Linked DNA regions of Homo sapiens: region 2 is linked to region 1. Evidence: read pairs that join two places in POLR2A ChIA-PET (ENCODE). Cell type or tissue: OCI-LY7. All regions are shown on one strand. Links, peaks and the distances in the headings refer to the core of each region. The heading gives the core; the rest is flanking DNA. Region 1 overlaps NFILZ (NFIL3 like basic leucine zipper). Region 2 overlaps MYO1F (myosin IF).

What was found. Peaks named below come from ENCODE experiments on the same cell type or tissue, not always from the same donor. Only the 100,000 strongest peaks of a DNase experiment are listed, where the experiment ranks them.
Region 2: POLR2A ChIA-PET joins it to region 1 with 8 read pairs; 5 of 35 experiments call an interaction of 5 or more read pairs at or near these places.

What each region holds. Positions count from the first base shown.
Region 1 is chr19:8,633,194-8,637,702 of GRCh38, forward strand. NFILZ (NFIL3 like basic leucine zipper) reads left to right here. Exons shown (of 6, transcript NM_001378600.1): 3 at 2,457-2,553. Among named protein-coding and RNA genes, the nearest start is that of NFILZ, 4.8 kb to the left of the region's middle. In OCI-LY7, for the core only: no CTCF peak of the experiment used is centred there; no DNase peak of the experiment used is centred there.
Region 2 is chr19:8,550,576-8,554,833 of GRCh38, forward strand. MYO1F (myosin IF) reads right to left here. Exons shown (of 28, transcript NM_012335.4): 3 at 4,079-4,168; 4 at 3,902-3,996; 5 at 2,775-2,862; 6 at 2,564-2,653; 7 at 1,458-1,589; 8 at 1,165-1,299; 9 at 1-119. Among named protein-coding and RNA genes, the nearest start is that of MYO1F, 25 kb to the right of the region's middle. RefSeq lists a silencer at 2,276-2,476. In OCI-LY7, for the core only: no CTCF peak of the experiment used is centred there; a DNase peak (open chromatin) is centred at 2,376.

The DNA.
Region 1 (4,509 bases), core at 232-4,231:
GTATTTTCAGTCGAGACGGGGTTTTACCGTGTTGGCCAGACTGGTCTTGGATTCCTGACCTAAGGCGATGCACCCACCTCGGCCTCCCAAAGTGCTGGGATTATAGGTGGAAGCCAACGCGCCCGGCCTCCTTTACTTCCTTAATAAGCTTGCTTTCACTTTACTCCGTGGACTCTCCCTGAAATCTTTCTTGCGGGGGACCTAAGAACCCTCTTTTGGGGTCTGGATCGGGACCCTTTTCCAGTAAAAGTTGGTGTTATTGGCAGTGAGGTAGGGAAGCTGCGGCTAAGCTGAGGCTGCACAGGGAAGGTGTCTTGACCTTGAACTTGACACCTTGACCTTGGACCCTTGCCTAGGCTCTGAGGGCCAGCTCCTTTCCCTCTCTCTACCTTCCCCCACCTCTGGCTCTTGGAAGTGCACCTGCAGCTGCTGTGGGAGGAGCCCTCCAGCCGCCCTGAGGATGGTTTCCTGCCTCCCTTCCTGCCCCCTCTGAAGACCAACTTAGCTATGCCCAACTCAGCTCTTGTCCTGGGACAAGGCCCCCTGCCTCCTGGTCAAGGGAGCAGGGTCCTGGGGAGGGAGAGACAGATGTCGAGGCTGGACAGGAGGTTGTGGAAGGGGAGGAAGTGGATTTGGGAGTATAGCTTTCTTTCTTACTCAGTTATCATTAGTATAACTTTTCTCCCTTCCTTCCTTCCTTCCTTCCTTCCTTCCTTCCTTCCTTCCTTCCTTCCTTCCTTCCTTCCTTCCTTCCCTCCCTTCTTTCCTTCTCTCTCTCTCTTTTTTGCTTTCTTGCTTGCTTTCTTGTTTCCTTTTTTTTTTGAGATAGAGTCTTGCTCTGTCACCCAGGCTGCAGTACGGTGGCGCCATCTCGGCTCATTGCAACCTCCACCTGCCAGGTTCAAGCGATTCTCCTGCCTCAGCCTCCCAAGTAGCTGGGACTACAGGTGTGTGCTATCATGCCCAGCTGATTTTTGTATCTTTGGTAGAGAAGGGGTTTCACCATGTTGGCCAGGCTGGTCTTGAACCCCTGGCTTCAAGTGATCCACCCCCTTGGTCTCCCAAAGTGTTGGGATTACAGGCGTGAGCCACCCTGCCTGGCCTCTTTTTTTTTTCTTTTTGAGACAGGGTTTCACTCTGTTGCCCAGGCTGGATTGCAGTGGTGCAATCCAGCCTTGAATGTCTGGGCTCAAATGATTCTCCCACATCAGCCTCCTGAGTAGCTGGAACTATCGGCGCATGCCGTGACACCCAGCTAATTTTTATTTTTTGTAGAGATGGGATCTCTCTCAAATTCCTGGCCTCAAGTAATCCTCTTGCCTCAGCCTACCAAAATGCTGGGCCTTATTATTGTAATGTTTTTTCCTTTCATTTAAGTAAAAATTAAAGTGTAATTTACTGGCCAGGTGTGGTGGCACAGGCCTATAGTCCCAGCACTTTGGGAGGCTGAGGCGGGCGGATCGCTTGAGCTCAGGCATTGGAGATCAGTCTGGGCAACACAGTGAGACCTTGTCTCTACAAAAAACAAAACAGAAAATTAGCTGGGCATAGTGGTGTGCATTCGTAGTTCCAGCTAATTGGGAGGCTAAGGTGGGAGGATCACTTGAATCCGGGAAGTCGAGGCTGCATCAAGCCAAGATGGCCCCACTGCACTTTAGCCAAGACCCTATCACAAACAAACAAACAAACAAACAAACAAACAAACAAACAAAAAAACAAAAAAACCAGTGTAATTTACTGACAGTGAAACCCATACATATTAGTATACGATTCTGTGATATTTGACAAACCACACAACCCTATAACCACAACCTCAATAGAAATACAGAATACCGGCCAGGCCTGGTGGCTCACACTTGTAATCCTAGCACTTTGGGAGGCTGAGGCGGGTGGATCACTTGAGGTCAGGAGTTCAAGACCAGCCTGGCCAACATAGTGACTCTCTGTCTCTACTAAAAATACAAAAATTAGCCGGGCATGGTGGTGGGCACCTGTAATCCCAGCTACTCAGGAGGCTGAGGCAGGAGAATCGCTTGAACCTGGGAGGCGGAGGTTGCAGTGAGCCGAGATCATACCACTGCACCTCAGCCTGGGCAACAGAGCAAGACTCCATCTCAAAAAAAAAAAAATTAAAAAAAAAAAAAAAGAAATACAGAATACCTTTTTCCCTCCCAATTCCTGCAATTCCTGCGTGCCCCTCTGGAGTCAATTTCTCTCCCTCAGTCCCAGCCCCTGGCCCCTGCTGACTTCCTCTCTGTTGCTATATTTCTGCCTTTTCCCAGGATATTATGTCAATGGAATCGTACCATAGGCAGCTTTTGGCGCATACTTCTTCCAGGCAGCAGAATGCATTTGAGGCTTATTCACGTTGTTGGGTGTAGCATTTTTTGTTTCTTTTACTGTTGAGGAGTCCCTGGTATGGATGTGTCACCATGCATCCATTCATTTGTTGACAGACACGTGAGTTGTTTCCAGTTTTGGTGACGAATGCCCAAATTCATAGGCGATGATAAATAATGTGCCAGACGTTGATGTGCAAGTTTTGGTGTGAGGGTAAGTTTCCATTTCTCTACGGTGAATACCTATGAGTCCTTATTCTCTCTCTCTGTCTCTGACTTTCTCTTTCTCTCTTTATTTATTTGTTTATTTATTTTTATTTATTAGACAGGGTCTTGCTCTGTCACCCAAACTGGAGTGCAATGGTGCAGTCTTGGCTCATTGCCACCTCTGCCTCCTGGGCTCAAGCTATTTTCCTGTCTCAGCCTCCAGAGTAGCTGGAATTACAGGTGCGCACCACCACACCCAGCTGATTTTTGTATTTTTAGTAGAGAGGGGGTTTCACCGTATTGCCCAGGCTGGTGTTGAACTCCTGGCCTCAAGTGTTCTACCCGGCTCATCCTCCCAAAGTACTGGTATTACAGGCATGAGCCACCACACCCAGCCAAAACCAGCCTTTTAAAAAAATTTTATTTTCGGCTGGGCGCGGTGGCTCATGCCTGTAATCTCAGCACTTTGGGAGGCCGAGGCGGGTGAATCACGGGGTCAGGAGTTCGAGACCAGCCTGACCAACATGGTGAAACCCCGTCTCTACTAAAAATACAAAAATTAACTGGGCATGGTGGCACACGCCTGTAGTCCCAGCTACTTGGGAGGCTGAGGCAGGAGAAATGCTTGAACCTGGGAGGCGGAGGTTGCAGTGAGCCGAGATTGCGCCATTGCACTCCAGCCTGGGCAACACAGCGAGACTCCATCTTTTTTTTTTTTTTTTTGAAACAGAGTCTTGCTCTGTCGCCCAGGCTGGAGTTCAATGGCGCCATCTCGGCTCACCGCAACCTCTGCCTCCTGGGTTCAAGCAATTCTCCTCCCTTAGCCTCCTGAGTAGCTAGGATTACAGGCATGCACCATCATGCCCAGCTATGTTTTTTTTTTTAATTTTTATTTTTAGTAGAGACGGGGTTTCACCATGTTGGTGAGGCTGGCCTTGAACTCCCGACCTCAGGTGATCAGCTTGCCTTGGCCTCCCAAAGTGCTGGGATTACAGGCGTGAGCCACCATGCTTGGCTAATTTTTGTATTTTTAATAGAGGTGAGGTTTCACCCTTTTGCCCAGGCTGGCCTCGAACTCCTGACCACAAGTGATCCGCCCACCTTGGCCTCCCAAAGTTTTGGGATTACAGGCATTAGCCATTGCGCCTGGCCTATATGGAGGCTTTTGTATGGAGAGACAGGACACTGGTCCCCTGGATACTGGAGGGGGACAGTCAGGGATAGAGCTGGGGCCAAGGGGAAGATATAGAAGTGCGAATCAGGTGAGGTATAGGACAGGGTGCCTGGAGGGGAGGCCAGAATCTTCATTCTAACCAAATCCTTGCCTAGTTTTTAAAAAAATGGGCAAGGCTGAATGTGGTGGCTCATACCTGTAGTCCCAGTACTTTAAGAGGCCAAGGCAGAAGGATCACTTGAGCCCAGGAGTTCGAGGCTGCAGTGAGCTAGGACTGTGCACTCCAGCCGGGTGTGATGACGCACACATATAATCTCAGCTCTCAGAAGGCTGAAGCAGGAGAGTCACTTGAATCCAGGAGGCAGAGATTGTAGTGAGCTGAGATCACACCACTGCACTCCAGCCTGGGCAATAGAAAAAAAACCAAAACCAAACCAAAACAAAACCTTAAACACAAAGTTACCATAGAACTCAGCAACTCCTGAGGTCAGGAGTTCGAGACCAGCCTGACCAACATGGTGAAGCCCCTTCTCTACTAAAAATACAAAAATTAGCAGGGAATGGCGGTGCATACTTGTAGTCCCAGCTACTTGGGAGGCTGAGGCAGGAGAATAGCTTGAACTGGGGAGGTGGAGGTTGCAGTGACCCGAGATTGCACCACTGCTCTCCAGCCTAGGCGACAGAGTGAGACTCCATCTCAAAAAAAAAAAAGGCCGAGTGCAGTGGCTCACGCCTGTAATTCCAGCACTTTGGGAGGCTGAGGCATGTGGATCACCTGAGGTCAGGAGT
Region 2 (4,258 bases), core at 1-4,000, 83 kb before region 1:
ACTCGGGCGTAATTCCCGTCTTCACAGAAACTGATGTTCCCCAGGTGCAAGATCCCCGCCACGAGCTGCAGGACCAGCTGCTGGATGCTGGGCGGGATCCCAATAACCTGCATAGCACTCTGTGGTACAACGGGGGCAGAAACTGTGCCGTGAATCCTGGCCTCCAACCTGCCTCCAGGGGCAGGCTTGAGGGACCACAGCACGGACTCAGGGAGTGAGCACCCTTGGGTCCCTGTCCTACCCCTTTCAGTCACTTGCCGCGTGACCTTGGGTAAGTGCCTGCACCTCTCTGGGCTTTGTTTTTTATTATATTTTTTATTTTTGAGACAGAGTCTCCCTCTGTTGCCCAGGCTGGAGTGCAGTGGTATGATCTTGGCTCACTGCAACCTCCTCATCCCAGGTTCAAGCGATTTTCCTGCCTCCGCCTCCCGAGTAGCTGGGATTACAGGCGTGAGCGTCGTGTCCGGACTGGGCTTTGGTTTCCTATTTTTTTTTTTTTAGAGTCTCACTCTTTCACCCAGGCGGGAGTGCAGCGGCGCTATCTTGGCTCACTGCAACCTCCACCTCCCGGGTTTAAGCGATTCTCCTGCCTCAGCCTCCCTAGTAGCTGGGACTACAGGCGCATGGCATCATACCCGGCTAATCTTTGTATTCTTAATAAAGATGGGGTTTCACTATGTTGGCCAGGCTGGTCTTGAACTCCTGACCTCAGGTGATCTACCTGCCTCGGCCTCCCAAAGTGCTGGGATTACAGGTGTGAGCCACCGTGCCTGGCCTTTTTTTTTTTTTTTTTTGAGATGTAGTCTCACTCTGTTGCCCAGGCTGGAGTGCAGTAGTGTGATCTCGGCTCACTGCAACTTCCACCTCCCGTTTTCAAGCAATTTTCCTGCCTCTGCCTCCCCAGTAGCTGGGATTACAGTCACACGCCACCACATCTGGCTAATTTTTGTATTTTAAGTAGAGACGGGGTTTAACCACGTTGGCCAGGCCGGTCTTAAACTCCTGACCTTAAGTGATCTACCTGCCTCGGCCTCCCAAAGTGCTGGGATTACAGGCTTGAGCCACATGCCTGGCCTGGGCTTCGGTTTCCTAATTTGTAACTCAGGAGGGTTTCTGGGGCTGAGGTCTGCCTGGCCGGGGACTGGAGTAGAGGCCGGTGCTCACCAGAGTCTCACCAAAGTCGCTTCTGTCGTCCGTGCCGTCCACCTGGTAGGTGTCCGATTGGTTGAGGTAGTAATAGTAGTCCGGTGTCATGAGGCCCAGGTTCTGCCTTTGCTCCTGGGAGGCCCCTTCCAGCAGCTGGAGGGTGTGCCATGTTCATGCATCTGGTGCTTGCCTGGCTCAGCCCCTGTGATCCCTCATCTGCCCTGCCATGCCCCCCTAGGTGTTTACCTTCCCATTGTCCACCCCGCTGGGCTCCAGGTGGTGCTCCCTCTCCCCCGGCCCCTTCCCTGCACCTGGTAGTAGATGTGGAAGTTCCTCTCATTTTCATTTTGCATGACCACGCGGGACTTCTCCAGCAAGAAGTTGGAGATCTTGCCCCCATCTGGCTCCCCACCTCGGCTGAACTGGATCTCAAAGTACTTGCCCTGAATCCGAGAGAACCATGTCAGCACCCCAGTGTCCTGGGGTGCAGGTGGGGGAAGGGTTGGGGATGGGTCTTATGAGCCTTGCCTCTCTTCCCTTCTTCCTTTTTTTTTTGAGACAGAATCTGACTCTGTTGCTCAGGCTGGGATTCAGTGGCGCAATGTCGGCTCACTGCAACGTCCACCTCCTGGGTTCAAGTGATTCTCCTGCCTTAGCCTCCTGAGTAGCTGGGACTACAGGCACCCGCCACCATGCCCAGCTAATTTTTGTATTTTTGGCAGAGCTAATTTTTGTATTTTTCATCATGTTGGCCAGGCTGGTCTTGAACTCCAGACCTCAAGTGATCCGCCTGTCTCAGCCTCCCAAAGTGCTGGGATTTCAGATGTGAGCCCCCACACCCAGCCCAAGGGTATGGAATTTATTAAACCATGTCCATGTGCAGGTGTAATACTGAAGTCTATGAGATGGATATTAACATCGTCACCATTTTATGGATGAGCAAACAGAGGAAACTCAGGAAGTTGCATAGATTTTTTTCCCCCCCAGGCTACACAGCTCACAGTGATAGAATCAAACCCTGAATCCATATCTGTTTACCTATCCTGACTTTCACTGGGCCCAGCGCAGCACCCACACAAAGAACGAGTCCCAGAACTATTGTCGAAAGAAGGAATGGATGAGGGAATAAATTGGACCTGAAATGTGAATGGGAACAATGTAGCATGGCTGCAGCCGGGGGAGCATTTAAGAATGTTACACAGGGGTGTCATGGCCTCCACAGTTCTGCCAATGGGGGACTCTCTTTTGAAAGGGACCATGAGCAGGAAGTGAGTCTCCCCTTCAGGAGTAGGTATTTCCTGCTGGGTTTTCAATGGACTCTTGTCTTGGCAATACGGGTGTGTGTATGTGTGGGTGTGTGTGTAGAAAGGTCAGCACGGAGGGAGCAGCTGCTCCAAGCAGGTCTGCAGAGACTTACAAAGCGGCTGGAATTGTTGTTGCGCACAGTCTTGGCGTTGCCGAAGGCCTCGAGCAGCGGGTTGGACTGCAGGATGATATCTTTGACGTGCTGGGGCAGAGGCAGGTGGAGTGGGAAGAAGTCAGACTGAGGCAGGAGTGCAGATGGGTGGGGCTGCACTACCATGCAGGTGAGGGCGACCCAGCTTATCCTTCTGTTTTCCTCGTCTCACCTGGACCTTCTCGCCTCCGCCAGACACCTTGGAGATGTAGCCCATGATATATTTGGCTGCCACTGTCTTCCCAGCTCCACTCTCTCCACTGGGGATGAATGGAGGAATAAATGATCAGTGGTTGGGGAAGAGCCCTTTTTAGTGCCTGACCATTCATTCATTGAGCACCTACTGTGTGCCTGCCAGTATTCCGGGTACTGGGGATACTGTAATGAACAAGACAGATAAAATCTCTGCTCTCAGCCGGGCATGGTGGCTCCTGCCTGTAATCCCAGCACTTTGGGAGCCTGAGGAGGGCGGATCACTTGAGGTCAAAAGTTAGAGACCAGCCTGGCCAACATGGTGAAACCCAGTCTCTACTAAAATACAAAAATTAGCCGGACATGGTGGTGGGCGCCTGTAATCCCGGCCACTCAGGAGGCTGAGGCAGGAGAATTGCTTGAACCTGGGAGGCAGAGGTTGCAGTGAGCTGAGGTTGTGCCACTGCACTCCAGCCTGGGTGACAGACTGAGACTCTGTCACACACACACACACACACACACACACTCTCTCTCTCTCTCTCTCTCTCTCTCTCGCTCTCTTTCTCTCTCTCTGCTCTCATAGAGCTGGCATCGATTGATTGACTGAGATGGGGTCTCACTCTGTTGCCCAGGCTGGAGTGCAGTGGTGTGATCATAGCACCTGTTCCTGCCTGGAACTCCTGGGCTCAAGCAATCCTCCCTCCTCAGCCTCTTGAGTAGCTGGGGACTACAGGCGTGCACCACCGTGTCCGGCTAATTATTATCTATACAGAGACAGGATGTTGCCATATTGCCCAGGCTGGTCTTGAACTCCTAGCCTCAAGAGATCCTCTCGCCTTGGCCTCCCAAAGTGCCAGGATTACAAGCATGAGCCACTACACCTGGCCTGAGGTGACATTTAGAGGGGACAGACAGACAATAGCAGAATGAATCAATAAAATACATCGTGAGTCAGATGGTGACAAGGAAAATAAAACAGAGTGAGGGCAGAGAGGGACAGCAGGGCAATGTTCAGATTGGGAGTTTCAGGCAAACCTCCCTGGGGGTGGTGATGTTTCAGCAGGGGCCCGGGCAGCAGGGTCTGTGGCCCCCCAACTCTGTCCATACCTAATGATGACACACTGGTTCTCACAGTCGATAAGCATGTTCCGGTACATGTTGTCCGTGAGGGCGTAGATGTGCGGGGGATTCTCATACTGGGCCTGGCAGGGGAGGTCAGGTCTCAGCCCAGGGCTGGGGGCCAGGAGTCTGGGGGCTGTGCCTCCCACCCAGCCCCAGCCTCACCGCGCCCTGATAGAGGTCGATCTCACGGTCGGTGAAGTAGGGCATCTGCTTGAAGGGGTTTACAGAGATGAGCACAGAGCCGATGTAGGTCTGAGGGATGGTTAAGGGTCGTGTGGTGTCCTGGTAGGTTTTGTCCTCCCTGTCCCCTCATCCTGCCCCCACCCAGGGCTTCCTAAAACT